Regions from separate parts of the Homo sapiens genome. Here region 1 is linked to region 2. A link is a contact called in ENCODE Hi-C or POLR2A ChIA-PET data. All regions are on one chromosome and are shown on one strand. Each heading gives the region's core, a stretch centred on a gene start or an enhancer-like site at or near the end of the contact. The rest is flanking DNA. Distances are from core to core; before and after follow the strand shown. Region 1 holds the start of OSBPL10 (oxysterol binding protein like 10). Region 2 holds the start of OSBPL10-AS1 (OSBPL10 antisense RNA 1).

Region 1 (5,203 bases), core at 1,302-3,801, 280 kb after region 2:
GACAGCTATAAATTGCAGTAAACAAACTCAATAAAGATGAGACATCACTTAAGCATGCTCAGGAGTGTACTTAATACCACATTTCACCTAGGTAGCCTGCTATCACGTAGGTATTATTATTGGCATTAAATGTGCTTCTTCTCAACCTTGCCTCCAATCTAAACACCACAATGGGTTTAAAATAATGCAAAAGAATGTTACTCCAATGCCTCCTAAATCCACTCCAAATAACAAATCCTTTAATACAGACTGCAAGGTAAAATATTGTTCCCCAGCAAGTAAATAATAAAATAACTGTAATCCAGGGTAAAAGCTTTGCTGGCCTCATAATCTACTTGAAGAAAAAGCATTAAGTGATTGCTCAACACACCAACAAAATGCTGTTACTGACAAGGCACCTTGAGTTGCCATTAACGAGACATAATTACCAAGAACTGAAATCAGATTTAGTCATCTCATATCTCCCTCTACCTACGCATTCTACCTATTCTTTTTCAGCTTTCACGAATTGAAAGGGGAAGGGAGAGGCAACAGCAGACACTAGGACTATTTTGAGAAATAAAAGGATTCAAAAGTTAAGTGCAACTTCCACTAACATAGTAACACATCTCCCAGGAAGCCCAGGTGACTCAGAAAGTCCTATATGTAGAATATCAATATAGAAACAACTCAGTTTCCATACTTCAAAAGACCTCTTCCTCCAAGTTGAGTTTCGTGCAGATAACTGGCTGATATGTTTCAGATGGAAGCAAATCTGAACATTTCCAAACAATCTACAGGAAGAGATAACCAAGTAATATAGTCCATGCAGCAGAGATAAGCAACTTTCCAGGGTATAATTCAAATCTCACAAACATCCTTAAGAGCCCCAAGTCTATTAAGATCTGGAGACTGTTAAATAGGCAGGACAAAATATCCCACCAACCACCTCTCCAAAAAGCATTGTTCTCCTCGCACTGACACTTGTATTTCCCTCTGGCTTGTTTTTGGAAAACAAATTGAAAAAAAAAACAAAAACAAAAAGTAAACAGTAGTGCCACATCTGTTCTTGTCTTCCTCACGATGGCAGATCACACACACTACCACCATTCCAAGTGCCTCCTGAGCCCCTTTCCTCGACAGCCCCATCCTTCCACGTGTCCATAACTAGGCTTCTCAACTGCAAGGGGGAAGTGAGCAGGAAACTTCAAATGGGACCTGAAGAGGAAATAATGATAATAATGTAAATTGCTACTAATATTAAAAGGGGGAGGGTATTTTTTCTTTCTTTTTATTATTTTATTTTATTTTATTTTATTTATTTATTTTTTTTGAGTCGGAGTCTCGCACTGTCGCCCCGGCTAGATTGCAATGGCGCGATCTCGGCTCACTGCAACCTCTGCCTCCGGGGTTCAAGCGATTCTCCTGCCTCAGCCTCCGGAGTAGCTGGAATTACAGGCGCGCCGCCACGCCCGGCTAATTTTTTTTGTTTTTAGTAGAGACGGGTTTTCACCATGTTGGCGAGGCTGGTCTCGAACTCCTGACTTCGTGATCTGCCCGCCTCGGCCTCCCAAAGTACTGGGATTACAGAGGTGAGCCACCGCGCCCGGCCTCTTTCTGTTTTTAAACAAAACTTCCATTACAAACATCGGAGGCTGCAAGGCACAAACTGGGGCAGGAGTATGCACAGTCGCCCAGGATGACAAGTGGCAGGTTTTTTGTTGATGGTGGTGGTGTTCTGAAACACCAAACTTTAAAATGAACTGTTACTTAGAGAATTACTGTAATCGGAGCGGACGTGCTAACGCTTTTTCACCCCGGCACAAAGCACGCCCCTTCTGCCTCCCTTTCCCAGTCATTCTTCAGGCGTGCGGGAAACCGCGGACAAGCAGAGCACGGGGACCAGCACGATCCTCCTGCCACCACTCCAGTCTCTGCAGGTGCCAGCATAGAAGAAAACCAGGGCTCTCGCCTCCCTCCCCGCCACTGCGGTGCGGTCCCGGGGTGGAGCCACGGCGCGCCCCATCCTGAGAACCCCACCTGGAGGGGAGCAGGGACGCAGGAAGGGCACCGTTGGGAGGCATCACTGGGTTCGCTGAAGGCACAATCGCGCGCGCACACACATACACAGACACACATACACACACGCACGCACACACACACACACACACACAGCGGCGCGCGGTGGCGCGGGCGGCTGGCGCGTTACCTGTTCTGCCAGCCCTGGAGGAGGTTGGTGTATTTGCTGAGCACGCCCTCGAGCGCCGGCTCCCTCCTGCGGCCGCCTCCCCCGGACGGGCTAGCGGCCACAGAGCCCGGGCTGCTGCGGCTTCCCCCGCCGCCGAGCCCGGCCGCCGCCGACCGGCTGGAGACCCCCCGGCCCGCCAGAGAGCAGGAGGGCGAGGAGCCCGCCGAGGTAGCACGGCTGCTGCTGCGGCTGCTGCTGTTGCTACCCCCGCCGCCGTCTGTGCCCTGGACTGCCCTCTCCATGGTCCGTGGGCGCCCGGGACGCGGGTGCCCGCCGCGGTGGCGGCCCCGGCACGGCGGCTGCTGCTGCTGCTACAGCTCCGGACGCCCGGGCCGCGCGTGCCTGCTCCAAATCCCCGGGAAATGCCTGACTCATACAGGAGGAAGAGGAGGAGGAGGCGAAGGAGAGCTGGGAAGGAAGCCAACGGGGCTGGATGCAGCTGCGGCCGCCCCTCCTCCCGCCGCGGCCAGGGCCCGGCCCCTCCCTCCGCACTAGTTTCCCGGGCAAGTTCGGAGCGGGTGGCCGGCTAGGCGAGCCCTCTTCGGGTTCCTCCTTCTCTTCCTTCGTGTCCCTGCGGCCTCTCAGGCCCTCGGGACACTCTAGGAGGCCGATCTGCAGGGTGGGCACGCCCTAAATCCACGCCAAGTCACCCACGCATTCCTTCTGCCACCCTCTCTTGGATCCGAAGGGGCGAAAGGGAATCTCTGCACGTCACTCCCCACCCCTTATCCACCTCGGGACCTGGAGGGAGGGGCAGCCCCACCCACCCGGTCCACCCGGATATGGACCCGCCCGGCCTGACAGGCTCACACGCACACTCCCTCTCTCGGTCTTCCGCACACGATGCTGCGCCAGACGCTCCTACACAGTAACCTGGAAATTATCACCGGCGGAGCAAAGTCACAGCTCAGGGAGGCCCTCCGCGTTGTCTGGCGGAGGAGGGGAGTGGCAGGTGATCCTCACAGGTAAGCTCGCCGGGCATTTTCATGCAGCAGGATTATGATAAATGCTTAACAGACACACGGCTGGGCTGGGGTGAGGCGCGCGAACTCTCAGGTTTGTGCGAGTGCTTCCTTAAATTGAGTGTCCTAGGTCACTCACTGGCCTAACCCTAATCCCCTGCCCTGAATGGCACGCATAAACCTGGCAAGTCAAAACCTATCCATTGCTACCACACTGCACGTGCACCTAGGAGCAGAGGCTCTGAAACCGGGAAAACTGCTCCAGAGGCAAGGGAAATTAACAGATATTTACAAACATTGAAGGATTCTCTGTGTTGGCTGTAACTTCTGCGCCCCTCTTCCTACCTAAAGATACTCTTTCTATCCCACTAATATTTTTTGTGAATATAGATATCCATTGTAATCTGAAGTATCAAAAATTACCTAGAAAAAAGCTTTGAGGAACTCAGACTCTCTCTCTCACACACACACAGACAAAACAAAAGGTGATAGATGATAGGTGATCTCCGTCCAAAGGATCTACAAACCCATCAAGCAGATAAATACTTCAAGAGTTAAAAAAAATTACTAAATGGAAAAGTCAGCTCTCAAAGGGACAGTTCCCCGAGCCCAACCCCTTTCTAGCTTCACATCCTTCCAGGAAGATTTCATGGGTGGTTTAGCTCTAGAGATGCACGGAGAAGCTTCTGGAGTTGAAGAGAAGTGGTTGTGCCCCTGAGTAAATTACAATTCCAGGTGCCTACATAGTGTTAAAAAAAAAAAAATCTGAAAAGAGCTTGCCTGGACCAAATTTGAAGCCATTCAGAGCTGAATTCTAACCTATGACCTTGATCAAATTACCTCTTTTAGCCTTAGTTTTCTCACTGCAAAATGGGACAAATGATACCGGCTGTAATAAACTATGCAAGAATGTTCATTTGTTCAAAATATTTACTGCCGCTTCCTATGGAAAGAGTATCCTTCCTCCACATGGACCTTAGGCTTGGCCATGGAATTGCTTTGAGCAATGGAATGTGAACAGAAGTAATGAATGCCCCTTCCAAACATAAGCTTTAAGAGCAGTCATATGGTTCCACCATCTTTCTCTTTTCCTTATCCCAGGAGAGCAGCATGTCCCGGATAAGGACTCTCCTTAAGCTTGTGTCCTGGAGTGAGAAGGTGTGGAATACAGCAGATCCTAAGCCAGTTAGTGTTGGCCATGTAACATGCACAAAATGTTTGTTTGAAGCCATTGAGATTTTAGCATTATTTTTTACCACAGCATAGCTTTGCCTAAGCTAACTTACTGATCATATATGAGTGTTCATTGAGTCCTGCATTGACATACAGACTGAAGGTGGGAAGGTAGGTGCATACTGGACTATAAATGTCAGCATTATGTACCAAAACAACATGCCTTTTATTGGAGACTGCCACCTTAAGCTCCTGCTAAAAGAGGAGAAGTGTCATTTTATTTCATATTACCTAACCTATGCCACCATTACTCCACCTTATGCAGCCAACCTAAGACTGAATGAGCTAGCACAACAAATTCTCACCTTGGACTAAAAAATTAGACCCTTGAGATAGACCAGTTCAAGTGGGGAAGGAACTAAGCTAAAAGGAATAGTCAAGGCCAGGATGGGGCAGGAGCAAGCCAGCCGTATGGGATCAAAAATGTCCAAGAGGTGAGTGGAGCAGATGTGCTGAAAGTAGAGGCTATATCATGAAAGAGTGATGAAGCACATGCTGTTCCTCCTGCTGGTGACACTGTTCCCTGCTCTCTTCACCCGGTTTGTGTTTCTCACCCATGGAGTTATGGATTACAAGTCACTTCTTCCAGAAAGCTTTCCTTGACCTACCGTAGTATAGCAAATAGGGAAAAGGTACCTGCAGAATTATGTTTGGAGAGGAAAAAGTCTTTATGTTTGAAAAACAATTTGGAAAATACATAATAAGTTGGCAAAAAGTATTTGAAATACATACTGTAATGCCCAACAGTTTCATCTTGCTTGTTACCCGGAAAAGCCAATGC
Region 2 (5,159 bases), core at 1,460-3,959:
CTCCGCACGCCTCATGCGATTCTCACACCACCGTGCCAGGAAGGCTCCCAACTGGAGTAACTGGCTGGGAGTGGAGCCCAGGAAGGCTGAACTCCAGGCTCTTTCTACCACCTGACAATGGCCCCAGTGACACCACACAAGCTTTCAGCTACGTACAAAATTGCCTTTCCTGCTTGCCTCTAGAATGAAGCTACTGACTAGAGGTGAGGGGTGACGTATGTGGGACCCTCTCCATGACGTTAGTGGTCAGGACACTGGTTCTGTTGGTGAGGTTCCTCAGGAAGCATCCTGCCTGCACTCAGCACCAAGAAGAGTTGGTTCCACTTCTACCTATGGCAATGAGATTTGGATCAGCAACAAGGTTACCCTTGGGGACCAGCTGTTACAGCTAAGGACAGCCCTCAGAAGGTCGTGAGGTTGGGCGTGTAGAGTGGCGTCATTCCTGGTGCCACCATTTCCCTTCCCCATCTTTTCCCTCTATGGCCACTGTGCATAGCCATCTCTATAGGCCACCTACAGTTATCTCTAGAACATAGCAAGAAACAAAGAAATAGTACCTTGAATTTTCCATACCATCTCATATGCTTTTTCTGATGTTCTCCCTGCCCTTGTAGAGTAGCAACAACTCCTCCCAAGATCAAATGCAGGGCTGTCCAGCCCTGAGGATAACCATTTATGTACAAATGTCCTTTCAAATTATACCTGGAATATCCATACTTGAAAGCAATGCTGGCCTTTTTCCCCACTCTTCTTCTCCAATCTCACCACAACGAAAAGAATGTGCATAGAGAAGGCTTGAGGATAGAGACAGAACCCCAACAACTGACCACAAATCCAGGGGACATGCCAACCTACCTTGGTCAAATCCATTCCAAGTTTGAGTTGTGAAATGAGATGAAGAATTATACTACGCTGATCCTCCATGACGCCCAATTCCGTCTCTTCCTTATCTTCATTGTCACTTTTTTCATCTTCAGACAAAACCAATTCAGAGCCTGAGTTTGGCTAAAATGAAATAATCAATAAAAATCACCAGCTGGCCCAATAGAAGTTAGAAATAAAGTGTATGAATTCACATGCTTTGCAATGACAGAAGAAACCCAATCCTGTCCCGGGCAGAGCTCCTCTGTGACCCAGTCCTATTGGCCACGGGGCAGACAAGTCCCCTGGGGGTCGGACCTGTGCCTTGGACACTGCATATCCCCTTTCATCTCTCCCGTCATCCCTGATTAGTGAGTGTAAGGACTTCCCCTGACAAAACAGCTCCCTGTTCTTTAAGAAACTAACTATAGTATATGGGTATGAGCCCCCTTCATTTTGCCTATTAGCAAGTAGGAGTTTACCAAAGTTAGACTCCTGTTAACTTGCACAATCCAGGCCACTTCATATCTAATATAAATTTTTCTGTTTATAAGTAAAAGTTGGATTATCCAGGGACTAAAATTATTTATGGAAAAACGTGCTCTAAGACTATTTCTACCCAAATCAATTAGGATCACTCTAGCAGGTATAAGAAAATGCTGAGAATTGGCATTAATTTAGGGAGGAAGACAACAAATGAAAATTTAAGGCAAAACTGAAACTTTATGATACTACTGGGATTCACACTGGCCAACATACCCTGCTTTCCTCGATGCAAGTTTATTAATTCAATCACTCAATTCCAATTTTTCACATTACATAGAAAACAGGCAACTTAATAAACTGGGCAAGGGGATTATTGCACATAAAATTTTCCAGTATCCAAGTATTAAGGACTCTGGTTACAAGGTTAACTTGCCCTCAGAATTCTATTGAAAGAAGTATCCACATTCCACACTCCACATTTACCTATGTTCTTATGATGCTTGCTTACATATAAGCAAAAGCACTCTGCACAGAACATTATACATTTCTTTCCAATTATCAATAACAGGTCAGACATAATATACAGAAATTCAGAAGCTCAAAGATGTTAAACATGAAAGGATACAGACTTGTCCAAATGTCCATGCAAAAAACGAACAATTTACTAACCTCATTAGACAGAATCATCTTATATCTACAGGCACTTCTAACATACAAAGGTTATTTTAGTGGTCAAGGTGTTTAAAATTGTCTGGCCTTACATACCCACACGGACCATTCCTTTCCAACATTCCAAAGAGAGGTAATAACGGTGTTCCTTCCCTCCTGGGGTAGGCATTTTTAAAACTTCAACGTAAATAGACGTTTTCCACAGACATACTCCTAAGGTGTTCTCAATCAGCTCTAAATAACCCCAATTCTAAAGAGATGGTTGGGAAGATCTCAGTGAAGCCCACAGGATATTCCCCCAGCCAAAAGCTGAGTTTTCTTTTATTATGTGCCCAGTTCTCTAGCCACCTCATAATGGGTATTATCTGACGTCATTGGCAAGTTGCTTTGCTAGATTATGCTGAAATAATTGAGGAATCCTTACCTATGCTAACCCTGAGAGGAAGAGCCAGAGAGGGAAGTCTCTGAGCTGTGAGCTACCCTGATTCTACACTGGGAAGTTAGGGGTAGAAGCACACAGGAGCCCAGCACTTACAGCCAGTGGCCCTGGGGGTCTCCTCCAGCTCCACCTCATGACACCCCGTGCTGCTGCGTGACTGCTCCTGGTGCCAAGGCCACCGCTGCCATGAGTCTGAATGGCTAATGCTGAGATTAGCAGGGCCTCCCTTCTACTGGCCTGTCCTCCTGGCTCTCCTCCCTTTTGCCTCTTCTGGATTTCAGGTCAGTTTGAAAGTGGGTGGCTGTCTCAGCTCCCTGTGAGCTTCCATTTCCAGTCTACGCTACGGAAGTCAGAGAGCTCAGACACAAATCCCTCCCAATGGCAAAGGTGCTATAGCTGCAACTTCCTCTGCAGTGACCCGGTGGGCAGTAATCTGTATTAGCAGAATTCCTCTCATGCCAGCACCAGCTGGGGGAGGAGAGGGTAGTGCCTGGGCATTCTGCTTTGGGAAGAAAAAGGACAATCAAAACCAAGTGAAATCCAACCACCATGGTGTACCCAACAGGTGGAGTGGGCTGCAAAGTCCTTAAACATCTCAACAGGAGAAGTAGCTCCATTTTGCGGGCAATTATTTTCTGCTTGAAATTAGCTGTTCTCACCAAGAATGGACTGCATACTAAATCAATTGCTCCACTGAGGCTGCCATAAGCTTCATGAAGCAAAGAATGATTCATTCTTCTAAAGCTGTGATTTCCTATTTGCTCACAAGCCATTGCAGGGGAAATCCTCATCTTTCCCACTCACTGCTACACTCACTGTGATGTGTTTATAGACCTTCGGGGACCACACCTCCTCCAGCTGTCTGCCTTACTCGAAAATTAGACCCAGCTTGTCCCTGACTTCTAGTAGCCAGAAAGTCTTCCACAAGATCCAGCCGCATGATACGGAGTACACACATAAATGTGAAAACAAACCCCTCCATCCTTTCCCACTGTAAATCAACAGCACATGCCCTCTGTGTCTGACAATTCCTCTCAAAGACAGTGGCTCCAGCAGAGGAAATTAAGGCTGGTGCAGGTGCCCCAGAAGCTGAGTCATCCGGGATGACTGGTGGCCCTGAAGTCCCGCCCACAGAAGGACGGCCATGGGAGCCTGGCACACTGCCCCTTGGTGGCACAAATCCTGAGCAAGCCATGCCCTAACCTTAAACAAGGACCTAGGACTGTTTTCTCTCCCACAGCCTCTGAGAACTTGCCCTTTCTCTCCCAATGTGATTTGTAAACAATTCTCCTACCCAGCCTCAAGTAAATATCAGAGTTAAGCTGGTTTCATACACCATGTTGACAGTAAACATCTTAGAGGACACTTTCAATCCACCCACACTGCAGCTCAGTCCATCTGCACAAAGAGAAGACCCCCCCCCCCACCCCCATCGCGGTCCAACTTGGGGGTACATAGATGGAAAGGCAGCAGTAGTCAGCAGGTCAACTCTGTCTGAAAGAGGTCCATGGCAATGTAAATACCAATCTACTGGCAACCACAAAGCACCCACATAGACAGGCACTGCAAGGAATGGAGGGTTTGAAGAAGCAGGTCTTGATGGAGTTTTAAAGACACAAAACCTCCTTCCCTTTCAGGGTCAAGGGTTTGTTGATTCCGCTACTCTGATGTGGAATTCAAAGAGATGGATAATTATCATCCTTTCTAAGTGCTGTTTTCCATAATCAGGTCCCCGTGCTTATCCACATCCACACTCCCCTTCTCTCACAAAGTCCTACTTGTCTCCTGGGAGCCCCTGCACGCCTCCCCTCTCTGAATCTCTGCGAATTTTCACTTATAAAACAGTAACAACTCTCTCAAGGTCATCAAAAATGGCAGAACAGTGTTCCCCCATCTCTGAAAAATATGAATGTGAGAAACGGTTTCATACTGCTGAGAGAATTTATAAGACTTAAGCAGAAGAATCTTCAGATCCCCCATCCCCCAGAGATTTTTGCAAATGAGCCAGCCCAGCCACAAAAATGTATGCAAACTTGAAGATAAAATGGAATTAAAATATGTTTTAAAGAGAAGCAGGCTTTGGAAAAATGAGGATTTTAATAAAAACAGAAATTACGACAATATTTCTACCACACAAGCACCTCAGGGCATATGGTGCTACAAAAATCAAGCAACTGTGCCTATTAGCAAATGGGGAGAACGATAAGCGAAAAATCAATGGGCAGGAAAAAGCTTCACGGGCAGGCTGGGGTTTAGGGACATTCCCTGGTGACCCACAGTGACCTGTGCCCGGAGCAAGGGTTCTTGGCCTGGGTCACATGGACAGCCCTTAAGATATCCACCCCCATCCTTGAAATTTTATGCAAAAATTGTAAGTCTGGGCATTTTTCTGAAGAGGGGGTCCATAGCTCCCCTTGGATTCTTAGAAGGGTCTCTGCCCCTTCGCTGACCTCCAGCCTCTTGAGGACCAAAGGCTGAGACCATGTGAGAGATGGGGTCTTGGGCTGGGAATGGTCCAATCCAAGACAGTCACAGCATCTACAGATGTGACTCTGCCCTTAACCATGGGCCTCTGCTTCTTATCTAGTAAGGAGAAGGAGATATATGGGGCTATGCCACCGAGGCCAAAGCCAGGAGGCAAAACTGTGACGTGTGTTAGGTTTGTGTGGGTCCAACAGTCTTCTCAATGGGAACATCAATGTGG

The links. A loop is a pair of places that touch in the nucleus more often than their neighbours do. ChIA-PET counts read pairs that join two places held with the same protein, here RNA polymerase II (POLR2A). Pooled maps may share reads with other maps.
Region 1: a pooled map shows a loop between it and region 2 (4-fold over the local background). The contact joins the promoter of OSBPL10 here to the promoter of OSBPL10-AS1 in region 2. A Hi-C loop is called at or near these places in 2 of 50 pooled maps. POLR2A ChIA-PET finds 5 or more read pairs at or near these places in 3 of 52 experiments (AG04450, BJ and PC-9).

Annotation. Positions count from the first base shown.
Region 1 is chr3:31,978,711-31,983,913 of GRCh38, forward strand. OSBPL10 (oxysterol binding protein like 10) reads right to left here and starts at 2,552. Exons shown (of 12, transcript NM_017784.5): 1 at 2,189-2,552. The coding sequence starts at 2,469. It overlaps ZNF860 (zinc finger protein 860), which reads left to right and starts at 3,040. Exons shown (of 2, transcript NM_001137674.3): 1 at 3,040-3,192. RefSeq lists an enhancer at 638-687 and a silencer at 2,242-2,311.
Region 2 is chr3:31,701,504-31,706,662 of GRCh38, forward strand. OSBPL10-AS1 (OSBPL10 antisense RNA 1) reads left to right here and starts at 2,710. Exons shown (of 5, transcript NR_049771.1): 1 at 2,710-2,736. OSBPL10 (oxysterol binding protein like 10) reads right to left here. Exons shown (of 12, transcript NM_017784.5): 7 at 856-1,005. It overlaps LOC124909360 (a long non-coding RNA gene), which reads right to left and starts at 847. Exons shown (of 2, transcript XR_007095858.1): 1 at 1-847.